Regions from separate parts of the Homo sapiens genome. Here all the other regions are linked to region 1. A link is a loop called in an ENCODE intact Hi-C map of the cell type or tissue named here. Cell type or tissue: OCI-LY7. All regions are shown on one strand.

The links. Peaks named below come from ENCODE experiments on the same cell type or tissue, not always from the same donor. Only the 100,000 strongest peaks of a DNase experiment are listed, where the experiment ranks them.
Region 2: it touches region 1 in a loop (4-fold over the local background); 2 of 110 quality-filtered maps call a loop at or near these places.
Region 3: a loop joins it to region 1, with 11 times the contacts of the local background. A loop is called at or near these places in 2 of 110 quality-filtered maps.

Annotation. Positions count from the first base shown.
Region 1 is chr22:33,838,052-33,846,051 of GRCh38, forward strand. All of the region lies in intron 1 of LARGE1 (LARGE xylosyl- and glucuronyltransferase 1), which reads right to left. Among named protein-coding and RNA genes, the nearest start is that of LARGE1, 78 kb to the right of the region's middle. RefSeq lists enhancers at 3,850-3,909, 6,310-6,604. In OCI-LY7, no CTCF peak of the experiment used is centred here; DNase peaks (open chromatin) are centred at 3,840, 4,140, 4,560 and 5,010; H3K4me3 peaks cover 2,898 bases; H3K27ac peaks cover 3,517 bases.
Region 2 is chr22:33,892,151-33,900,150 of GRCh38, forward strand. The region is part of intron 1 of LARGE1 (LARGE xylosyl- and glucuronyltransferase 1); the gene reads right to left. Among named protein-coding and RNA genes, the nearest start is that of LARGE1, 24 kb to the right of the region's middle. RefSeq lists a silencer at 4,871-5,165 and an enhancer at 6,786-7,398. In OCI-LY7, no CTCF peak of the experiment used is centred here; DNase peaks (open chromatin) are centred at 3,361, 4,201 and 4,781; H3K4me3 peaks cover 1,286 bases; H3K27ac peaks cover 1,841 bases.
Region 3 is chr22:33,564,565-33,572,564 of GRCh38, forward strand. LARGE1 (LARGE xylosyl- and glucuronyltransferase 1) reads right to left here. Exons shown (of 15, transcript NM_133642.5): 6 at 284-455. Among named protein-coding and RNA genes, the nearest start is that of MIR4764, 130 kb to the left of the region's middle. RefSeq lists an enhancer at 1,396-1,465 and a silencer at 5,079-5,373. In OCI-LY7, a CTCF peak has its summit at 3,396; DNase peaks (open chromatin) are centred at 3,727, 4,137, 4,697 and 5,702; H3K4me3 peaks cover 2,967 bases; H3K27ac peaks cover 4,290 bases.

The DNA.
Region 1 (8,000 bases):
AAAACTTAATTTATGGACAGTGAAATTTAATTTTCACGTGCTACAGAACAGTACTCTTGTTTTGATTTTTTTGGACACTTTAAACATGTAAAAGCCATTCTTAGCTCATGGGCTAAAGGAAGACAGACTGGCCCACAGAATGCAGACTCTTGCTCTCAATCATTACCCCTACACAATCTCTAGTAACATGGAACTTCAAGCTTCTGACATTCTATGTGGGGACTATGGCTGCTGAAATCTCGTCTATTCAATCTTCAGTGACTCATACAGCCACTAGGATCTCAAAAAATGTGTTTTAAAAAATTGGACAGGTGTAGTGGCTCATGCCTGTATTCCCAGCACTTTGGGAGGCCAAGATGGGAAGATTCCTTTAGGCCAAGAGTTTGAGACCAGCCTGAGCAACAGGGCAAGACCCCATCTCTACAAAAAGTTTAAAGATTAGCTGGATGTTGTTGAGCATGCCTGCAGTCCCAGCTACTTGGGAGGCTGAGGCAGGAGGATCACTTGAGCCCAAGAGTTTGAGGCTGCAGTGTGAGCTATGATTGTGCCACTGCACTCCACCCTGTCCCCAGCAAAATAAATAAATAAATAAATAATTGTCCTTTAGCGATTTCTATCCTAATAAAACATCTTTGGCAGTAGATCACCACTGCGTTCTGGAACAGTCCGTCCTACTGGTGGGGAGTTCCAGAGGTTAAAAGTTCTTCCTGAGATGATGTTCATCTCCCTCACTCCCCCAAAGGCTCCTGGGTCTCCCTGATTGTGTCTGCAGAATTAATCCAATCCATCTTACCCGTGACGGCTCTCCACGTTTTTTGTTTATATCAGGGAGGAAAAAAATGAAAGGAATGAACTACTCCCATAATAGAAAAACCTTTGCCAGGAGAGGAAGTGAATGTAGAATTTCTGATAGAAACCAATGCTTTTACCTAAACAGTGGCTTCAGAAATAGCCCAGTCCATAGACCCACCAAAAAGTCAAGAAATAATTTAGGATATTAGTTCATTTTTGCATCGCTAGAAAGAAATTCCTGAGGCTGAGTAACTTATAAAGAAAAGAGGTTTAACTGGCTCATGGTTCTGCAGGCTTGTACAAGAAGCATAGCACCCACATCTTCTGCACTTCTGGAGAGGGCCTCAGGAAACTTACAATCATGGTGGGAGGTAAAAGAGGAGCAGACACGTCACATGACAAAAGTGGGAGCAAGAAAGAGGGAGGAGGTCTCAGATTCTTTTAAACAACCAGATTTCTCATGAGTAAGAACTGTTTCATCACCAAGGGGTCAGTGCTAACCCATTCATGAGGAATCAGTCCCCATGATCTAATTACCTTCCACCAGCCCCATCTCCAACACTGTGGATTTCACTGCAACATGAGATTTGGAGGAGACAAACATCCAAACCATATCAGCGAGAAAAAAGCATGTTTTCCTCAACCCCTGGCAGAGAAGATCCCCATTTACACATATGTTGGAACAAACAAATAAATAACTGAACAAATAAGTGACCATATGTTAGCATGCCAATAGAGAACATTCTCATTCTACCGCAGCCTGTATAGATCACAAAAACAGAACAACTAGTGAGAATAAGATTTAGTAGCCTGAACAGTTAAAATATGAATGCTATGGGGACCAATTGATTCTTTGCTAAAATTCTTAATTTCCCTAGAGACAGACTGACTGCCTTCAAATCACACGTTTACATGAAATAAAAAAATAAGAAAAGCGATTATTAACTACCTACCAGGTATGAGGCACTTTGACTTGCGTCACCTCATCTAACTTTCATGCATGCCTACTACAATGAACTATGCCCCTCATTGTTCCAGAGAAGATCACCTGGACCCAGGAAACGTGGGGGCTCCAGGCTTCAAACCCAGATGCATTCAACCCTAAAGCCCAGGCACCTTCTGCTGTAGGAGACATAAAACCCTGCTGATCCCATTTACTTATGAAACGATCTATGGGCCAGATCATTAGAGAAAATGCCTCTAAAATGCCTCCGAATTGAAGGTGGTAAGAAACTATGTAAACCAACACAGGAAAATGAATACGCAGGAAATGCACACCCATACTAACTAGGTTTAGGATTTTGCCCTACTTCATATTCAATTATAAAACTATTTGATTTAATAATATATGCAAAGCAGCACTGCACCAAATCGGCACCCCCTCAAGAAAATGCACATCCCCTCACTGTAAAATCTAGGAAAAATAATAGAATCCATGCATAAAAAGGGACCTAGTTTTTAAAAGACAAAAATGGTCATAAAAATGAATAAGAAATCCTGTTGCAGTTTTACTTCCTGTCTTTAAAAACTTTTTATACATACATTCTTTTAAAACTATTTTTGAAGACCAACTCACTTTGGCAAAATACTGAGAGTAATATAGTTTAATCTCTATTAGCTTGGAGCTGTGAAACTACATTGTTGATTTATTTCTCACACAGTCAAAATTTGGTGTGAAAGGTTCTAGCATCTTTTCTTGCAAATATCTAGTATTTTACCACTTTTAAAGTACTATTGGATCTATTGCCCTCCTTCATCTTTACAGCAACCCTAGATATAAGGTAAGTACAGACAGTCCCCGATTTAGGATAATTCGACTTAGATTTTTCAGCTTTTTTTTTTTCTGGGAAAGGGTCTCGCTCAGTCACCCAGGCTGGAGCACAGTGGCGTGATCACGGCTCACTGCAGCCTAAACTCCCCAGGCACATGCTACCATGACCATCTAATTTTTCTAGTTTTTATACAGACAAGGTTTCGTCACGTTGCCCAGGCTGGTCTCGAACTCCTGGGCTCAAGTGATCCACCCGCCTCAGCCTCCCAAAGTGCTGGGATTACAGGCGTGAGCCACTGCACCTGGATGACTTTCCAGCTTTATGATGATGCAAAAGCAATATGCATTCAATAGAAACTATACTTGAGTACCCATATAACCATTCTGTTTTTCATTTTCAGTACAGTATTTAATATACCTAGGCTTAGGTTGCATGATTTTGCCCAAATACAGGCCAATGAAAGTGAGCATGTTTAAGGCAGGCTAAGCTAAACTATGCTGTAATGTAGGTTAAATGTATTAAACGCAAATTTTGAACTTGATATTTTCAACTTACGATGGGTTTAGCAGGATGCAATCTATGCTAAGCCAAGGTGCGTCTGTTCTGTTACTCTCATTTTTTTTTCCTCTTACAAATGTACAAAAAATGTTTCAGAGTTTTTGAGGGAGCTTTCCAATGAAAGTGACAGAAAATCCAACTCAAACTAATGCAGGCAAAATAAAGGACTGAATAGTTCACAATCTGTAAGGTCCAGAGGTGAATCTACCCTGTGGCAAGGTTTGATCTGGGTCCAGGAGATGGCCTGGTCCCTCTCCACCTCAGCTCTGCTCTCATCCACACGGACTTCATACTCAGATGCCATGCAGTAGCAAGACAGCTACTAGGTTGGATGTAGCTACAATATCCGCAGCTCCAACCTCTGAGTTCAAGGCCAGTGGGAAAGAACACACATACCTCTCAACAGCCCCAACAAAAGCCTCATCACATCTTGTGGGCTCCAACTAGGTCATGAAACCACCTCTAAGCCAATTACTATAAGCCAGTATTAGGAATAATCTGAGTCCTATGTCTCCCCCTGAAGCCCTGCACAATATCATCTCCACCAAAGTCCATGGGCTAAAGGGTGGGTGTGAGTGTGGGTCTCCCTGGGAAAACTAAGCAGGGTGAATAAATACAAAGTCAGAAAGCCAAGAGATCCTCAGCACAGGCTATGTGACTTGCCCTGAGTCACACTGCTACTAAGAGACAAAATCAGGACTCATGCACAAATCTCCTGGGACCGAGTACTCCAAAAATAGTGGCAAATTATTTTAAAGCACACGGGTGAATCACAAAAAGTCCTCCAAACTGAACCTCTTGGTCACAAATAACAGTCTAAAATATTTAACAAACTGCCAACAGGACTTCAAAGAAAGCCACTTACAAAATAGAAAGTTTGTAACATTAAACACAGTTACTGTTATCGAAATCGAAATCCCTTTATAGTTCTAAATGGTTCCTTACCATCTAGAAAGTCAGAACACTGTACTCAAAAGTAAAATCGAAAAGCTTTTTGATCTATTTTTGTCTCTACACGGACGTAAAGCACCGAATCCTATTTATTAAGTGCCTTCGACGCACGCTGTTGCTCTGGCGATTCGCAACTCGAAAATGACACTTACTATTCAGCTAGAGATTAGAATCTCAAGCAGTAGGGCATTTTTTAATAAAAAATTAAATTAAAAATAGATTTGCCATTGTCTGCTTAATAAAACTAGTAGCTCTGCTGGCTTAGAGGGGAAATAACATATTTCTTCGGATTTTTATATATTCATCTGAGCAGTGCTAAAAAATAAAACAAAGTTACTAATATTCATATCTTGAGCAATTGTACATTGCTTCTAACTATACATTCAATCTCTCTGGCACATCCACTGTGGCCCTGAGCAGCCAGTACAGGCTCTTCTACCAAAACGAAGCAAGCCACTCCAAAACCTGACGCGTGCAGGTGTCACGAAACACCAGGTGCAGCTTGACAGATGTGAGCCAAATAAGGAAACATTCAGCCCAGCACTGCCCAACAGTCATGATGTATATTTTCTACATCTGTGCTCTAAAATATGGTGGCCACTAGCTGCAGGTGGCTATTGAGACTAAGGAACTGTATTTTTAATTTTATTTCATTTCAACTCATTTAAAGTAGCCACATGCCGCTAATGGCTACTGATCTAGAGGGCAGCTGGGATGTTACTCTTGAGAATGTCTCCAGCATTTTACCTGTTGCTCTCTCTCACTCACATTTCCCATTCTAGCACAAACAAAACAAAACAAAACAAAACAAAACAAAACAAAACAAAACAAAAAAACCACAACACCTACAGTTCTCCAAACAGGGCATCTGTTTTGTTCCTCTGGGGGGGTCCTGTCTATGTTGTTCACGTGGCCCTGGATTTCCATACTCCTAGCCTTCCTGGAAGACATCCTTTTCATCCTCACAACCCAACCCAGGCTTTATCTCTTCTGTGAAGCTGTCCTTGATTTTCCGTTCTATCTTCCCTGCTTGTGAATGGGTCAGCTCTCCTTCCCCACCGCCCTGTGCGTGTGAACATCTTTGTTCAGTATACTGCAGTGGGTCGGGAGTATGTCCCTTCCAGACTGGAAGGCAGAGAGGGTGGCTGTAAGGATTGGCACTTTGGGCCAGGCACAGTGGCTCATGCCTGTAATCCCAGCACTTTGGGAGGCTGAGGCAGGAGAATCGCCCGACCCCAGGAGACAGAGTTTGCAGTGAGACGAGATTGCACCACTGCACTCTAGCCTGAGGGATAGAGCAAGACTCCCTCTCAAAAAAATAAATAAATAAATAAATAAATAAATAAAAATAAAAAATTAAAGAGGTCTCAACAGAGGTAGACAGGGAAAGAGTAGCGGATGCAGGAAGATCCAAAATGCATATGGGGGTTTATTCAAACCGCACTCAAACCCTCTAGCAGTCCCACCACCATCCTCTCCAGAGGTCCCACCCCTGCCCCAAGCCCTCCCTGTACCCACAACCTGGCCAAACCTCTACTCAAATGTTACTGATGAAAACAAGTCTTATCCTGCAGGTTTGAGTGCAGTAAAAGAAGTTTAAAGGCCACTGGTCCAAAATGGCCGTAAGAGAATATATGTGCAACTCTGTTCCCACAGTCTGTTCCCGGCACCCTTCCTCCCACTTCTAGTTTACTCATCTCCTTTCTTTCCTAAGAGGCCAAGGCGGGCGGATCACCTGAAGTCAGCAGTTCGAGACCAGGCTGCCCAACACATTAAAACTCCGTCTCTACTAAAAATACAAAAAACTAGCTGGGCATGGTGGTGGGAACCTATAATCCCAGCTAGTTGGGAGGCTGAGGCAGGAGAATCGCTTGAACCCGGGAGGCGGAGGTTGCAGTGAGCCGAGATGGTGCCACTGCACTCCAGCCTGGGTGACAAAAGTGAAACTCCGTCTCAAAAAAAAAAAAAAAAGACAAGAAAAAACCTCCAATTTACAGACAAGACTTGCAACCCTAGATTCTGTGTTCCACAGTGTCCCTAACCCTGAAAGACAGGATACCTCTTGAGACCGTCCAAGGTTTCTTGGTTTTATTGAGGGCAAATAAAGATGAGAGCAGGTGAAACAAGCATTAAAAATGATTAAGTGTTCAACATACAGGCTTTCTAGCCCAGGAAGAGTCCCAATGAGACTGTTTGTTTCCCAAATTCAATGTATTCCTCCTGCTATAATGCTCCCTGGCACAGGGAGTTTAGTAAAGAGCAAGCTGGGAGCTGGGAGCATGCAGTAAGTGCATCTCCAATGGGGCTCTCCTTTCGGTGCTTTGAACACAGGAAGTGATTTCAATTTCAGCACAGCTTCCACTTAGGACGATCAGGCAGCACTGGAAGCTGGAATGCAGGTGACCTATCTTCCTTGGGGCCCCTGTGCAAGAGGTCTGAAGGGTAATGACTGGGGACCGGCATGACTGAAGAGCATAAAAACAGCTGCCATGGGGTCTGGGGATTGGCGACTTGCCTACCGTGCGAACTTGGGTATATCACCTCCCCTCTGTGTGCTTTGGTTTCCTTGTTTATAAAATAAGAGTGTGGTTTCCAAACTTTTTTTTTTTTTTTGAGACGGAGTTTGGCTCTTGTTGCCCAGGCTGGAATGCAATGGCACAATCTCGGCTCACTGCAACCTCCGCCTCCCGGGCTCAAGAGATTCTCCTGCCTCAGCCTCCTGAGTGGCTGAGATTACAGGCACGCACCACCATGCCTGGCTAATGTTGTATTTTTAATAGAGATGGGGTTTCTCCATGTTGGTTAGGCTGGTCTTGAACTCCTGACCTCGTGAGCCACCCGCCTCGGCCTCCCAAAGTGCTGGGATTACAGACGTGAGCTACCGCGCCTGGCCTCAAACTTTTCTTTCTATAAATAACAAGCCCCCTTTTTGTCCCCAATAAAATCTTCCGGGAAATGCAAAGATCTAAAACACACAGGTGACGCATCTGTGATTGAAGTGTATTTACAGGATTCTAAAGTCCCACTTACCTGAGTCTCTCTCCCTTACCTCCCCCAGCCCCTGGGAAACCCAGAATCCTAGAAGTTCATGGAATGATATTAGGGAACTAGATCATCTTTGTAGCATCACATCAAGTTGAAAAATTCCAGGATGGGATGTATAATGGATCTTATTTATTTACTTATTTATTTTTAGTTTTTGAGACAGAGTTTCACTCTTGTTGCCCAGGCTGGAGTGTAATGGCACGATCTCAGCTCACCGCAACCTCTACCTCCTGGGTTCAGGCGATTCTCCTGCCTAAGCCTCCTGAGTAGCTGAGATTACAGGCATGCGTCACCATGCCCGGCTAATTTTGTATTTTTAGTAGAGACGGGGTTTCTCCATGTTGGTCAGGCTGGTCTCGAACTCCTGACCTCAGATCATCTACCCGCCTCAGCCTCCCAAAGTGCTGGAATTACAAGTGTGAGCCACCACGCCTGGCCTATAATGGACCTTATAATGCATATCTTTAGGAAATGGCTAAGAAATAGACTAAATCATTATTTCACTTAACATTTGTATTATGAAAAATGTTAAAAACATTAAAACAAGAGAGTCCCTATGTACCTATGACCCAATATCAGTAATTATCAAGTCATGATAATTACAGCCTTGTTTCCTCTCTAACCTACTCATTCCCATGACTCCCTTTCTCCCCGCCCCGTGATTACTTTGAAGCAAATCCGCGATATACTATCATCTTGGTCCTGAGGGTTTCAAAATCTTTATTTTTAAATCTCAATTTCATTACCACACTAAGAAAAGAACATTAATTCCTTAACTTCATCTAAAATCCACAAGCCACCAGTGCCATCAAATTTTCCCCTTTACAATTTCCTTGGTGAAGAACAGAGCTGTTTTTCTACAGAGTTTTCCGCTGTCTGAAT
Region 2 (8,000 bases), 54 kb after region 1:
TTGCATAATAATGCTACCTAATGAGCCATCCCAAAACCAGTGTCTTGAGGCAACGATCACTTATTTCTAGTCATGCACCTGCAGGTCAGCTGGGACTTGGCTGATCTAGACTGGGCTTGGTTTCTCACTGAGGGCCCATGAATTGGCTGCGTGGCTCTGCTCCCCTCTCCTACTCTTCTTCTGACCAGCAGCTGGCAGGGCACACTCTTTGTGGCAAAGGCAGGGACACAAAAAAGCAGAAATGCTCAAGATCTTTTAAGGCATAGGCTTAAAACTGGCATACCATCCCCTCCACCTCATACTTCAGGCCAAAGCTAGTCACATGGTGAAACTTAAAGTCAAAAGTCAAAGGAGTTGGGTAGGAAATCAGAAACGTGTGAAGATTTGAGGCCACAAATGCAATCAGCCTATCACATCCACCACTCAGGTGCTTCATGCATACAAAATGATCATCTGGCTCTGAATAAATGAACAAATGAATGAATGAAAGAAGACTGACTACATTTCACAGCCTTGTCAAGACACATGCCAGTTTCACTAGCAGCCACTGTGAATTCTAAAGGTGGTACAACAGTGGCACCCTCGTTAAATATTAGTTTGCTACAGGTCCCTACACTCCACTGTACTTCAGCGGAAGAGGCAGCATTTCAAAAATGTGTATGTTCACAGTGTTATTTTTTCATGGATCTCTGATTGTGAAATAAATCAATATTCCCATTCACACACAAGAGCCCGTGTGCAGGCACACATCATGCCCTATTTCTCAAAAAAGAAAAATGCAACACTGCTTTGCAAACGTGGAGTGAGGGAAGGGGATTAAAAAGGGAGAAGGTGAATAGGTGACTTTGAATCCAACCTACAGTGGTTAATTTTCATTTAACTATCTGGCTGAGACTAGGGGTTCAGCAGAAGCACATTAAATTCTGTGAACTTATGAAACGATGCATTATTGAAGCCACAGCAGGAGGAAAGGACTCGGTTTAGAACACATAAAAGACTAAAACTGGCAGAAGTGTCATTTTCCATTACAAAGTAACCGCTAAAGAAAATACATTTTAATTGAGAAAGAAAACACCAGCTCCAAAAGGGTAGGTAAAACAAAATGTATCCACAGCACTGTCCCCCTTCCTCTTCCCACCACCCCAGTAAATCCTGCAGTTCCTCCTGGAACTCAACCAAGGAATAAATCTTAAACTATTCCATGTCCTTTCTGGATCCACTAACACTAGTAGAGGCCACCATTTACTCCATTCACTCAACAAATATTTATTGAGAGTTCTCTATGCCTAAGACACAAAAAGACAGAAACCCTGCCGTCATCAGCTCACATTCAGATAAACGCACAGCATATTAACAAACGGTGATGCTATAGGAAAAAACAGAGCAGGGTAAAGAAGGCAAGTGTGGAGTTATCGGAGAGCCACAATTTTAAATACAGTGATAATCACCAAGTTTTTCACCTCCCGAAGTGACCTTAAGACTTCTGTGCTTCAACTTTCAAAAGCTGTTGAAATCAATCATTAACTTAAGTGGTACAGGTAAGCCATCATATCACTCATTCTAGCAGACACAAATATTGGGTTCCCCACTCACAAGGTGTTTGCAATCTAATCCCTCTCATCAAGCGGTATTCAGGTATCATGGGAACACCACAAACCCCACGTTTAACCATGAACTCTAAGCAAAGACAAAAGGCAGTCCATGCAGGCCTATTATTAAGGCCCGCTGAACGTCACAAGTCTCACAGGGCACCTCCGCCCCTTTCACTACATGTTGAGTAGAAGTGCATTGAAGGCACTGAAGATGCAGGAAATCTATCGATTCCACAGGAAAAGCATGAGCAGGCCTCACTGGGTCCCCAAACTGGGCTCCCGGCCCTGCAGACCTGGATGCTCTAAGTCTAAGGGTCAACTCCCCTCCCCATCTAGAGGCTGACCCTATGAGCACTCAGGGTCACCCTCTAGATGGGGAGAGAGGTTGTGCTGTTGGTCCAGGCCCTGCCCTTATCCTAAGGCTGTGTCTTCTCTACTTCCTGTTCAACCTGTACCATATGGAGGCCTCCTTCCCAGTGTTCTAAATCTTGGCTGCCTATGCAGATCACCTGTGGAGTTTTTGATCCTGGTCCCCAAGATGCATCACAAACCATTAAAATCACTATTTCTAGGGGTGGATCCCAGACATCAGCATCAGTTAAAGCTTTCCAGAGGATTCTAGTACACATCCTAGGTGAGAAACACTGTGGACCCCTACTCTACTCACTAGGGTGGCTACCCCAGTTGCAACCTTATTCCTGACCCCCTTGTCTCCTCTTCTTATTTCAATTTGAGGCTTTAGCTGTGTCCCCTACCCGACACTGTCCCACTGCTGTCCATCAGAATGAATTATCAGAAACCTCGAAGTAGCCTCTGTGTGCAGCAACTCTTATTTTTCAAACAAAACTGGGACATGGGAGCTGGCAGAAAAACTACTGTGCTCTTCCAAGGCAGTGGCCCCAGGCAAGTTAGGACAGGGCTTTGGAGTTCTCATCCTTGTCTGGACCCATATCTGGTCCAAGGTCACACACATGTGTGTGACCTCATACAAGGAAATGAACCTCATTTGGTCTCAGTGTGCTCCTCTGTAAGTCAGGCACCATGACAGCCACCTCATCAGGCTGTTGGGAAAACACAATGAGAATCATGAATCAAGCATTTGACATTCAGGAGGTGCTCAAAAAATGGCAGTGGCACTTCTCAATTTGTCACATGGGAGCCAGTCCCGGAAGAGCTTATATACCAAAGTGGAATGCCTGGGACAGTTTAATGGTTTAATGGGATAACAAATGGGGCAGAATATTTGCAATTAGAGCCACCCTAGAAAATCTGATCACCGATCACCTGTATTTTGTGTCATGAGCCTTATATTGGAGAGGCAAGTGGGGGTGCTGTGGGGGATGGGGAGGAGAGTACACCTCTACAGAGGTGGGCAGAGTTGGCACCCTCGGTCTCTGGATGGGACACACAAACCGGAAACCAGAGAGAGCAGGAAGGCACAAGGAGGACAAATTGGCTCTAACTATGAATGCACTTGAGCATAAACAGAAAACAGAAAAGCAGGCCATCTGCCCACTCACAGAGGACAAGAGGAGGAGATGGAGACCTGAGGTGACCAGAGTAGAAAACTAGGATGGAATGGACTCAGGCAGGTCTCCTGGGAGGCTACATATTAGTTATCTATTGCTGTGTAACAAACTGTCACAAAGTTGATGGCTCAAAACAGCACACATTCATTATTTCACAGTTCCTATAGCTCAGTGTGAGCCTGGGCATGGCTTAGCTGTGTCTATGGTTCATGAATCTCATAAGGCTACACAGCCAAGGTGTCCCCAGGGAGCTCTGGGGCCGAATCCACCTGCAAGCTCCCTCCTGTGCTGGCAGAATTCATTTCCTTGTGCCTGAGGTCCTTGCCTTCTTGCTGGCTGTGGGCAGGGGTCACCCTCTGCTCCTCAAAGCCACCCACAGTTCCTTGCCACATGGGCTCCCCCAACATGCCAACTTCATCAAGCCAAGAAGGAAATCCTTCAGGGCAAGTTTGCTATGAAGATGGGGTCTTACATAAGGAAATGTAATCACAGAAGTGACATCCTTCGCCTCTGCTCTGGTCTTATTAGAAGCAAGTCACAAGTCCCCTGCACACCCCAAGTGAAAGGGACCACACAAGAGCAGATCAGGAGATGAGGATCATGAGGGCCAACTTAGAGTCTGCCTGCCAGAGATACCTTATTTTCACCGTAGTAAAATACACATCACATAAAACTTACAATTTTACCCATTTTTAAGGGAACAGTTTGGTAGAATCACACACATTCCTATTTTTGTGCAACCATTACCAACACCCACCTCCAGCACTGTTTCATCTTCCCAAACTGAAACTGTCTCCCCCTTAAAAGCTCACTCCCAATTCTCTCCTTCCCCTAGTCCCTGGAAACCACCATTTTACTTTCTGTCTCTACAAATTTGACTACTGTAGGGACTTTACATAGGTGGAATGATAAATATTTATCTTTTTAATGACTGACTCATTTAACTCAGCATCATGTCCTCAAAGTTCATCCATGTTGTCGCATGTGACAGGACTTCCTTCCTTTTGAAGGCTGAATAAATTCCATGTATGTCTACACCACATGGTGTTTAGCCTTTCCACTGATGAACACCTGGGTGGCTTCCACATTCTGGCTATTGTGAATGACGCTGCTATGAACATGAGTATGCAAATATCTCTTTAGAACTGTGCTTTCAACTCTTTTGGGTATATACTCAGCAGAACTGCTAGATCTTAAGGTACCAGGGGCACATTTGAGGCCAAAGTGTACCGTGTACTGGGGTCCAGTGGCTTGGGAGCCTGTTAAAACTTTTGACAGAGGCATAGGAAAGTAAAAGGTGCCCAAGTGACTGAGAGCAACGTCCTATTGTTAGCACCATCTCTCCCTCAATGATGCCGTCACCTTGCTAGAATGTTCAAACTTCACAGTGTCCACAGCACTCCATCTACTGAGGCCTAGCGACACTGATCCCTTCCACTCCCGGCTCCCACCCCTGGTGTGCTTGACTTTTGCTGCTGCTCCTACATTTTAAAGGAGTCTTTTTCAGTTACACTATTTGAGTTTTCCGTAATTAGATACTCACTCGTTCTCTCTCAGTATTCAGAATGAAAGCAATGCTCTCCCCCAGCTGTGCTACAGGGGCCAAGTGTCAGATGCAACCCAGCACAGAACCTTCCCCGCCGACCAGACCTGATGGTGGGGTATCAGAGAGAGGTCCTCAAAGAGAGGAAACACACATGCTGCCCTGGAAAACAGTTGAAGCTGCTTTTCTGGTTATCGCCCCTGTCTCTCACTTCCTGGATTTCTTCACCCCAACGTTAGCAGATCAGGGACAGTTTTGCAGGAAGGAGGCCAGTCATGCCTCCTTTGTGGAGCTCCCTGGAGAGCTTCTACCTCCCTTCCTTCAAAGCCCAGGAAGAAGCTGAAATGAAAGCCTCAGGTTGACTCACTCACAACTGTTGAATCCCACACACCCTTCTTTGCAAAGCAGCTGGCTACCACATTCAGAAGGCACTACAGCCTTTAAATCAAGCCCATTCTTTTGCAAAAACCCCACATACCTACTCCTCCGCTTTTATTTTTGCTCACCCAAAAAGCTGCAAGCAGTAAACTCTCATTGGTGGTCTACAAAGATAAAAGTCCCAGGGATCCATTATTATTTCAGGCAGAATAAGGGGTTCCTTCCTGTGGTCCCAAAGTAGCATAAAACGAAAGCAGGAGGCAAGCTGGGCCTGGAGAGCCACCTAGTAAGGCTGGCTATCAGGCAGAAGTCAGGACAGGGCAGCATGACGGGAATACGCAAGGGAGGCAGCCCTTATCTAGATCTATCCCAGCTCAGCCAGTGAAGGTGAAATCAGAGGGGGAATGCCAATGAAGCCAGCGGAACCTACAGACAGCCAAAATGTGGCGCTTTATTACGAGAGTCTAAGTGACTGCAAACAGGCCATTATCAAATCTCTTCAGTGACAAAGCTCCGTGTTGAAGGGGACAAATAAAAATAAGTACATTAAGCACAATAAATCACAGGGACCTGTCGGTGAGACCCATTATCCCTGGGGGATTACGAGGCTGTTTTCCTCCCTGCTTTCAGCTATTGGATCCTGGTTTTCCCATCATTGTTTTAATATTGCAGCCATTACTCTCTGTGCCACGAAGTGCCTGCTGTTTCTCTGTAGTTCTGGGTGGCAAGGGCATAATTTGTTTTATGATTTGCTTGGGAGGGTAGCTGTTTTATATTCATCTTTAAAAAATACATTCAATGATTGTAGCAATGAGACCCTGTTTAAAAAACAAGAGACCCAGTCCTGTCACTCCTTTCAGCATACACGTGGCCACAGCTGTAGCCACCCAAAAGGTACCCAACAATTACCAAGAGGACTATGCAGTTTCTTTGGCGGCCCACAGGCCCCAAGAAAGCTTGAGCCAGGCTTAAAAGAGCTCCTGAATGATGCGGAAGACAGCCTGGGCTTGAGGGAGAAAATAAAAGGTTGGAAGTCAAGTGGCCTGAATTTTATCATTAACTTGGTGTGAGCCTACACGGTTCCCTTGATCTGGGCCCAAGTGCCCCGCCCCCCATCCACAAACTAAGGCATCCCATTGGTCCACATCCCTCTTGGGAGCCCAAAAGTTCTGCATTTCCATGAGATGCAGAGGGAGTGCAAAGCACTTTACACCACGTAACCCTACTTTTATTTCCTCCTCTCCTTCCACAAGATCATTACAAGATTCTTCTTAAGACTGGCCGAGCACAGTGGCTCAACGTCTATAATCCCAGCACTTTGGGAGGCCGAGGCAGGCGGATCGCCTGAGGTTGGAAGTTCAAGACCAGCCTGGCCAACATGGGGAAACTCTTTCTCTACTAAAAATAGAAAATTAGCTGGGCGTGGTGGCACATGCCTGTAATCCCAGCTACTCCAGAGACTGAGGCAGAAGAATCGCTTGAACCCGGGAGGTGGAGGTTGTGGTGAGCCGAGATTGTGCCATTGCACTCCAGCCTGGGCAACGAGAGCAAAACTCCATTTCAAAAACAAACAAACAAACAAAAAGATTCTTCTTAAGATAAAACCAACCCATTATGCAATTCTCCATGACATCTTCTACCAGTTCCTCCTTCTCCTATCCCTGCAGAAATGTTCCCTCCTGCCTCCTCATTCCCTGAGATGTTGTTTTCCAGGACCATTCATTATAAACAAGTCCTCACGCAACTGTATCCATCGGGAAGTGACAGGATGTGCTATTTATGCTGCTCCCTATCAGAAGTGAACAGGACCACAAACCCCTGCTGCTCTTCAGCAAGATGGCTTTGGACCCCTCCCTGCAGTATGGAGACATCAGTATTCCTTTCAGCCATTCCCATTTCAATTACCACATCTCAATCTCGCCATGAAAAGAACATGTCTTGCAATGTAAGCTTCCAGTGTGGCACTGTACAAGGCGGCCATATAACAAAATTGATCCCAGAACTTCATCGCCCACCTGTGAGGCACTGACATCAAACCCGCCTGATGGTGCCCAACTCTCAAAATACCCTATAAAGGACTCAAAATCAAAACAGGCAAAAAAGTTACAGGCTCTCCCATGTCAAAAATGGAACTGGGTTTAACGGATCATCAAAGCCTGTTGAGCGGCCTCTTGGGAGTAGAATAGAGGATTCCTTCTAACCAAACAATGCATCAGGCTTTGCAAAATTGGATGTAACAAACCAATAAATACCAAGAGGAGTTATACATATGGTAGTTTTTAGCCCAGAACTGCAGGTGGCAAGTGACAAAAGGGATAGCTTTGCCTGGAAGCATGACAGCCAAGGGCCAACCTAATCTGCTCACAATGAACCAAGCCACACAGAATGAGAGTTCCAAGCAAGCAGGGACTGGGACTTTGTCTTGTTCTCCTCCTCACCCGCCCCCTCACTGTGCCCAGTACAGTGCTTGGCATATAACAGAGGGTCAACAACTGTGTGTTCAGTGAATCAGCAAATGAAGGAATGAATCTGAGCAAAGCAACATCGATGACCAGCAGCCCTCAGAAATTCTGATCCAATTGATGGGAATAACATGAAAATCTATTTAACAAAGAAGTGAGACTTCTGCAGTGCTTTGGGCATCTCAAAGAATACATCCAGATGTATATATTCAGACAGCAATCTGTACAATGCTGTAAGTAAATGCAAGTAAAAGGCACAAATCCTTTAAATGTCAGTGTGTGGGTTTGGAGGGTTGTTTTTGGCTTATTTGTTTTGTAGCTTTTTCCCCTAACCATTGCAAGTTATTAGGAAGAAACAAAAGAGAAATGCAGTCTGAAAACATTCTTAGCCTCTGCCCCAAGTGAACCTCTGTTGAATATCAAAATACAGCTCATGAAAACAAACCAAAAAACCAGAATACATTCCCACACTCTCCATGAAAGATTCAGGAGTTGG
Region 3 (8,000 bases), 270 kb before region 1:
GTATGTGAACACTCCGCTATCTGCATACAAAATACACACATTTGATATTTATCTGTTAAAAACATCTTCATTTACTAAAGACATGTAAACAAGTTTCTGTTTTACTCTATTATTTTTCAAATCCAAGCAGAGTTGATATTGAACCATATTTGTAATTCCTCACCCACTGCATTAGCACGACCTCATTCGAGGAGACCTCACCTTTTTAAAAAAGTCAACCCCTATTCTTGGCATGCTGATACCTACAAGGATATCGGGGAAAAAACGAATGGGCTACCATTACCTTTGAACTTGTGGAACACAGCCCACAGCTCTGCAATGTCAGTGGCAAAGGTGATATCCGTGTCAAGGACGATGACTCTCTCCAGGTTGGCAGGAAGAGTCTTGGTCAGGACAAGCTTCATCAGACCATAAATCCCAGAGTAATGTTTATTGGGGATCCAGGAAACTTCAGACTAGACAGAACAAGGCAGAGAGAGAGTTGGAGAAAGGGAAAAAAAATTGCTATATTAATTCTTTGCTTAAACATTATAAATAGTGCCTAGCACACAAAAAGTATCCAATAAAAATTTGTTGAATAAATGAATGAGTTTTCTTTTAAAGATTTATATAATTTGCATTTTGACATGTGAAGTTTTCTGGAGGAAAATGTATCTGAATTAAGGGAGAGGAAAAGTAATAGTTATGAAATAATTATTACTGCAAATCCTATGTTGAGATTTTTAAATAAAACTTTTGTTATTATAGAAATTAAATAGATCCACTAGAGAAAAAAAGGATATGCAAAAACATAAAGGTCCAAAAATTGAATCCCACTACAAATACTTTTGCAACCAGTATCAAATTGTTCCTATGTACGTATATTTCTTTAAATCATATTCCATTTACGTGTCATTAAAGATTAGTGGGCAGTAGTATTGTTAAAGCTTATGCTTATTCTTTTAAAACTGTAATTGAATAGATTACTACTGCTGCCTTCTCTTTATTCTCAGATAAATAAGAGGACCTAGTCATCACGCGACACTCTTCACCTGACAGCAATAGAGGACACACACATAGGACAGAAGGAGGACCTAGTCATCACGTGACACTCTTCACCTCCTAGTCAAGGAGGACCTAGTCATCACGCGACACTCTTCACCTGACAGCAATAGAGGACACACACATAGGACAGAAATGAACCACCCATGGAGCACTGACATTATGATCCTCACATAACATAATGGAACAATCAATGGCTTGCAGGTGGGCAGAGTCATCAGCGAGGTACACACACGGGTGCCATTTTGTGTCCAAAGGCAAGGATAAAAATAAAAGCACCAGTGTGATGAAAGCTCTCATCTATGCACAGTCATTTATGAAGATCACTGTGGGCAGAGGCCCCAACCTAGCTGCCATGGGGAGTTTCCATGGGAGCCAAAGCACACTTATTTTCAAGAGGGTAACACTTTTAATAGAACCCTTTAAAACAGGGAACATGGCCACCTTCTCAGGATTCCAAAAAATATTGATCTCCTTTGACCTTACAAATACCATGTTGAGGAGATGTTCTTAAAAAAATTCAAATTTAAAAATTTTGTTTTAGACACCAAAGTTTTATTCCCAAAGATGTTCATCACCATGTTACCAAAGAACAGCCATCAAAATGCCCCAAAATGGAACAATTAATTCAAACATGATACTCTTGTTTTTCTGATAGCATACTATGTAATTGTTTAAAACAATGTGGATCAAGATATAATTTCTAAAAACCTGCATATGATGTTAAAGGGGAAAAAAGCAAGCTTTAAAACTGCTTTTACTTAAAAACAACTACGTGTAATCAAACCAAATGAAACACATTCACCCAAATCTATGCAAAGGAAGAAAAAAATAGCAGCAAGACATCAAACTGTGTGCGGAGCTGGCTCCTTCCGGGGGGTTCTTGGTCTCGCTGACTTCAAGAGTGAAGCTGTGGACCTTTGTGGTGAGTATCACAGCTCTTAAAGGTGGCGCAGACCCAAAGAGTGAGCAGCAGCAAGATTTACTGTGAAGAGCGAAAGAACAAAGCTTCCACAGCTTGGAAGGGAAGCCGAGAGGGATGCCGCTGCTGGCTGGGGTGGCCAGCTTTTATTCCCTTATTTCTCCCTGCCCACATCCTGCTGATTGGTCCATTTTACAGAGCACTGATTGGTCATTTTACAGAGTGCTGATTGGTCCATTTTATAAAGTGCTGATTGGTGTGTGTTTACAATCCTTTAGCTAGACACAGAGCACTGATGGTACATTTTTACAGAGTGCTAACTGATGCATTTACAATCCTTTCGCTAGACATAAAAGTTCTCCAAGTCCCCATTTGACCCAGGAAGTCCAGCTGGCTTCACCTCTCATCAATTTCAAAAAAAGCATCCCCAACTCTGTGTATGAGTCCCTGTCACCCTACACCCAGGCATCATGGAGGTGGGGAAAAAGGACAGAAGTTCAAATCTGGGCTCTAGCCCCACACAAAGCATTTGATCTCTCTAAGCCTTGGTTTCTTTACCTGTAAAATGGAGTGTGTTTCAGAGATGGAATGGGTCTCATGAGTCAGCATGGGGAACCTGTCTCATAGCTGCCCTAAATTGGCCTCCTGTGTGCCACCATCACTAGACTATGATGTTAGAAAAAAATGTGGTTACTTAGTTTTTTTTTAAGAGTAGTTGCTCATTTTTAAAAGTTGGTAAAATGGAGACGATGCCTACTTCACACAGTGGTATAAAAATTAAATTATATTAAAGGACTCAAGGGCGTGGTACACAAAATATACTCAGTAATAAGCTCCCGCCCTTCTTCCTGATCCCTCTATCTTATTCCATGTATTTAGCTATCAGTGCCTCTTTTGGTGCTTCCAGATGAAGGTAAGGGTCTGTGGGATGTATGCAGGAGAGCAAAACACCCTGGGTGGTAGATTCAGGCATGCCTGGATTTAGATTCTAGTATCATCACTTAATCGCCATGTCACCTTGGACAGGTTTGCTCAGCTTTTCTGAGTTTCTGCTATTTATAAAGGTCATGATTTCTTTTTTAAAAAATTTTTAATTTTAGATTCTGGGGGTACACACGCATTTTTGTTACATGGGTACACTGTGTAATGGTGGAGACTGGACTTCCAGTATACCTGTCACCTGAATGTTGAACACTGTATCCAGCAGGCAATTTCTCACCCCTCACACAGCTCTCACCCTCCCCTCTTTTGGAGACCCCAGTGTCTATTATTTCCAGCTTTGTATCCAGGTATGCCCGTTGTTTAGCTTCCATCTGTAAGTGAGAACATGTGATATTTGATTTTCTGCTTCTGAGTTAGTTCACTTAGGATAATGGCCTCCAGCTCCATCCATGTTGCTACACTTACTTCATCCTATCAGGCAGTGTGTGGGTGGAAACAGCACACTCTCCTGGGGAATCTAAGGAAGATTTAATAAAAGGACTATTTAATCTAAGTATATGCAGAATTAGGGGCAGTAACAAGAACCGTGCAGTTACTTGAGGAGGGGAAGAGTACTTGGGGCCATTACCACCCCAAGGCCAAAAGGGCCCAGGCCAGCAGATGCTGGAATCCAGAGAGAATTGCTGTTTGAGTAAGGCCACCTGGCTGAGGCAGTGACCTTCAGCAGAGGGACACAGCCTACCTGTGGCAACGCATAAGCCAGAACAGGAAAAAACATCTCAACCTCACTTCCCTCCTGCCCACCAGTCTCCCGGGAGGGCAGCCCTCCAGTCAACCCTAACGGAAACCAGAGCGAAAGCGAGACTAGAGATGCTTTATGCATCAGCCTCATGGAGCATAAAGTGAGGGTTACGGCAAGAGAGGACCTAGAAGGAAAAACCTCACACAACCGAGTCATACAGTTAACACAAGGGCAAATTAAATGAACAACAACAAAATCAAAGCACAATGCCCTGGCTGGGCGCAGTGGCTCACGCCTGTAATCCCAGAACTTTAGGAGGCTGAGGTGGGCGGATCCCCTGAGGTTGGGAGTTCGAGACCAGCCTGAACAACAGGGAGAAATGCCATCTCTACTAAAAATACAAAATTAGCCGGGTGTGGTGGTGCATGTCTGTAATCCCAGCTACTCGGGAGGCTGAGGCAGGAGAATCACTTGAACCTAGGAAGCGGAAGTTGCGGTGAGCAGAGATCGCACCATTGCACTCCAGCCTGGGCAACAAAAGCGAAACTCAGTCTCAAAAAAAAAAAAAAAAAAATAAGCACAATGCCTTGTATATAATAGGTACAAAACACATATCTGGAACAGATGGATGGATGGATGGATGAATGCATGGATGGATGGATGGATGGATGGATGATGGATGGCAGGCAGGCATAGGAAGGCGGGCGATTTGTCTACAATCCCACAGCCAGCAAGATGCAAAGCTCTAAGAGTCAGAATTTGCCAGGAGAAGGTTTGTGTTCTTTCCCCAAACTACATTATCCTTCCTTTAGAGTGAGCCATCACCGTTAAGATCCGAGGACTCAGTGAGGAATTCCCTCCCATGTGCTTTATAAACATCTTCCTCATGAAAGCCCTGGCCTTTGGAGCTCAGCTCAGCTTCCTCTCTCCTCTAGCAATCTGCCTGAACTGAGGCTTGGCAATCATTAGTCCATGCTGCAGAGCTGTGCTATTTAATCAGACCTTTGATTAACTTATTCATCTATTTTGGTTACCATCAAAGCAGGAGAGCTGGGTGAAGACTGAACACGAGAGTGATGGGTTAAGCTGTCTAATTAGATTGCCCTGACTCTCCGTTTTATTTTTAACACACATGTGAGGCACTCAGTTACACTGCAAAACAGGAAGACTACAGGAATAAATTAATCTCAACATGAGCCCAGTCCTGAATGTCACTCCAAGTCCCCAACTTAATACATAATCAATTAAGTCCAAGTGTTCAATTAGTTGTAAAGGAGGCAATGGGATGAGTTTGTATTCAGAAAGAAAGCCCCAGGAAAAGGTGGAAAATTAAGAAATTTGGTGGTGGGGAAAGAACAAGTGGTAAGAAGCAGGTACATTTATTACAAATAGCTCACCCTCTTAGAGACGGCATGATATCTAGCACTCTTCCCCCACCTCCATCCACATTCTCCCCCTCTTTCAAGTCTCAACTTAGAAATCACTGCCTTCCAGCCACCCCCACCCCCACAGCCCCAGGCTGGATTAGGGGCTCCCAAAGCAAGAAGCAAGCTGTTTCCCTTCCTCCAGCACAGCATGTTATCCTGCTGGGTTCAATTTTCCATGCCCCTCTCCTGCACTTGACTGAAACTCCTTGAGGCAGGGACGATGTCTTTTTGACTGTGGTAACAACACAGTAATTATTCAAAAACTGTTTGATGAATGTGCATGACTACGGAGTCAGCCAGGCCTGAGTTCATTTTTCTCTGATATTTTCCTCACCTAGGAGCAGAAGTGTTCATGATTGCTAAAATCCAGGGTCAGGACAGAACAACAGAAGAGGCATAGTTTGTTGAGCCCTGAAGCCTGGGCTATAGAACTGGTTCTACTTTTAATGAGCTGTGTGACCTCAGGTAACTCACTTAACCTCCTTGAGTCTTAGTTTTCTCATCTGGAAAATGGGGGCCTACAATGTTATAGTATTCACAGGAGAAGGCACAGCATCCAGCCTCATGCGGGGCAAGCAACAGGTCTCCTCTAAGCCCACTTCTCCTCTCAGTGAATGCCTGTCAGCAATACCGAAGTTCAGATGACTCAGAATTTGGGGCATGATAAAAGCAGCAAATTCTGGTACCTTTGAAAGTAAAGGGGAAGTCAGGAATGCAGATGGTTTTGTCAGGGGAAATAAGTCACTTGTCACCTTGTCCTATGTTTCTGTAAAAAATGAGGCAGGCGGATCATGAGGTCAAGATATCGAGACCACCCTGGCCAACATGGTGAAACCCTGTCTCTACTAAAAATACAAAAATTAGTTGGGCATGGTGACGTGCTCCTGCAGTCCCAGCTACTCGGGAGGCTGAGGCAGGAGAATCGCTTGAACCCAGGAGGGAGAGGTTGCAGTGAGCCAAGGTAGCACCACTGCACTCCAGCCTGGCAATGGAGCGAGACTCCATTTCAAAAAAAAAAAAAAAAAAAAAAAATCACAAGCTGAAATCTGGAAAATGCAAAGTCCCTCCCTCTGGTAGATCTCCAAAACTGGACAGCACACTTTGGGTTTGAGGAGGAGGAAAAGTGCGTGGGAGTGATTAGCCATGCAACCTTTTGGGGCAGTCTCTCCATGCAATCCACACTGGTATTAATCTCATTTCCATGCCGCAACACACTTCAGTCCAACCAGGAACTTCTTACATCATGGGGTCAATGGAGAGAAGAGCACCCTCGAAGGCAGGCTGAGGAAACCTGGAGGGCACCAGGCAAATTTTCCCGAGAGCACCCCATAGAGAAGTCAACACCTGGCAGAGTAATATCCCACCATGTTGTTCATCACTATCAACACGCCAAAGGGTTCGTGTAATTAAAATGATAATAAAAATGAGAGTTAGTTTATTTTAATGGGCAGATCATTATCCTTGCAATGGCTGTTAATAATTCTAAGCAGCATGGTCTAAACTTCAATCAGCAAAAATGCAGTCATGCCCAAGATTATCACCTAATTCACTTATGTAAAGGGAGCACAGGCAACCCCAGGTTTTAAGGGTTTTATGTAAACTGGGGGGTTGGGGATGCTCTCAAAGGGAAATCTGCCTTCTTGAAGAAGCTGCCAATTACCAGGCAGACCCAAAGGGGAGCATCTATGAGGCGGTGTAAGTGATTCTAGGGTATATCTGATGCCAGGTGGTCCACAGAGAAGTTGACCAGATTAGCAGTATGAGCATGGAGGCAGAGAGCTGGACAGTGGACACACCTCACCTCTACAGGTGACTGCCCAAAACACAGGGGATGGAGGAAAGCCATGTCTCAATGGTGATGACACATTTCTGACCTTTGATAAATAAGGGAAAAACAGGAAAAGAGACTGGTTTTGTCAGGAAATGATGCTCACTCCTTCTCCAAGATGTGGATTTCCAGGAGTCATTGAGATACCCCAGTAAAGATAATAATAGAAAATATGCCTAGCACGTGCTGGGTGTCAGGCATTGTGGCAAGACCTTTATATGGGCTGACCTATTGAAACTCCTCCTACCAAGATTAAGGGTTGTCTATTATTTAGTACCCAAAGTTTGGTGGTCCTTTTCCTTACCTCAACTTTCAGTCCCCCAGTCCTAGATACTCTACTCTGAACTGATGTGTTTCTCTCTTTCCCTCCCTTCCCACTGGACCTGGCTTATTCAATGTGCTCTTCACTCTTCTGATTTACTGCAGGGTCAGGACTGAGCCTCTGCCTCCCTCCAGACACATTTTCATTCTCCAAGCAGTTTTTCAAACAATTAGGTACAATGTCTTTAGAGCTGGGCATTCCTGGCTTCCAAATCTCTCCAGGCCTTAATTTTCTCACCTGTAAAAAGGGTAATAGTAGTATATCCTGCTTCCTTCCTAAGGCGTTACTATATATGTAATCTGTAAGCTCTCCTCTGCCATACTGGAAATATTTTTTGCTCAAAATAGATTGCTTACCCATATTAACATTTTGCTGTGGATTACAAATCACCTTGACATATTTTAAAAAATTAAAAAAAGAAGTCATCCCAGCTGCAGAATGTTTGAAAAGTCATTTGCCTTTCATGTTGTTTCTGAGTGGTTGTCTTGGCAACCAACCTATATGTTCAGAGTATAATTGTTAAGAAACAGAAGTGGGGCGGGGCTTGAGATGCTGGGACAGAGACACTGGCAGATGCCTTGGAAGAAGATCGTGAAATGAGCACGAGCTTTGGAGTCTGGCTGGCCCAATTCTGAATCCTGACTCTACCACAACCAGCCTGGCAAAGTCACCTCTCTAAGTCTCAAGCTCCCCACCCATAAAATAGAGAAAACAATACACATTGCATGAGGTTTGAAAAAGCATTAAATGAGGTAGGAGAGTCAAAGTGCCTAGCA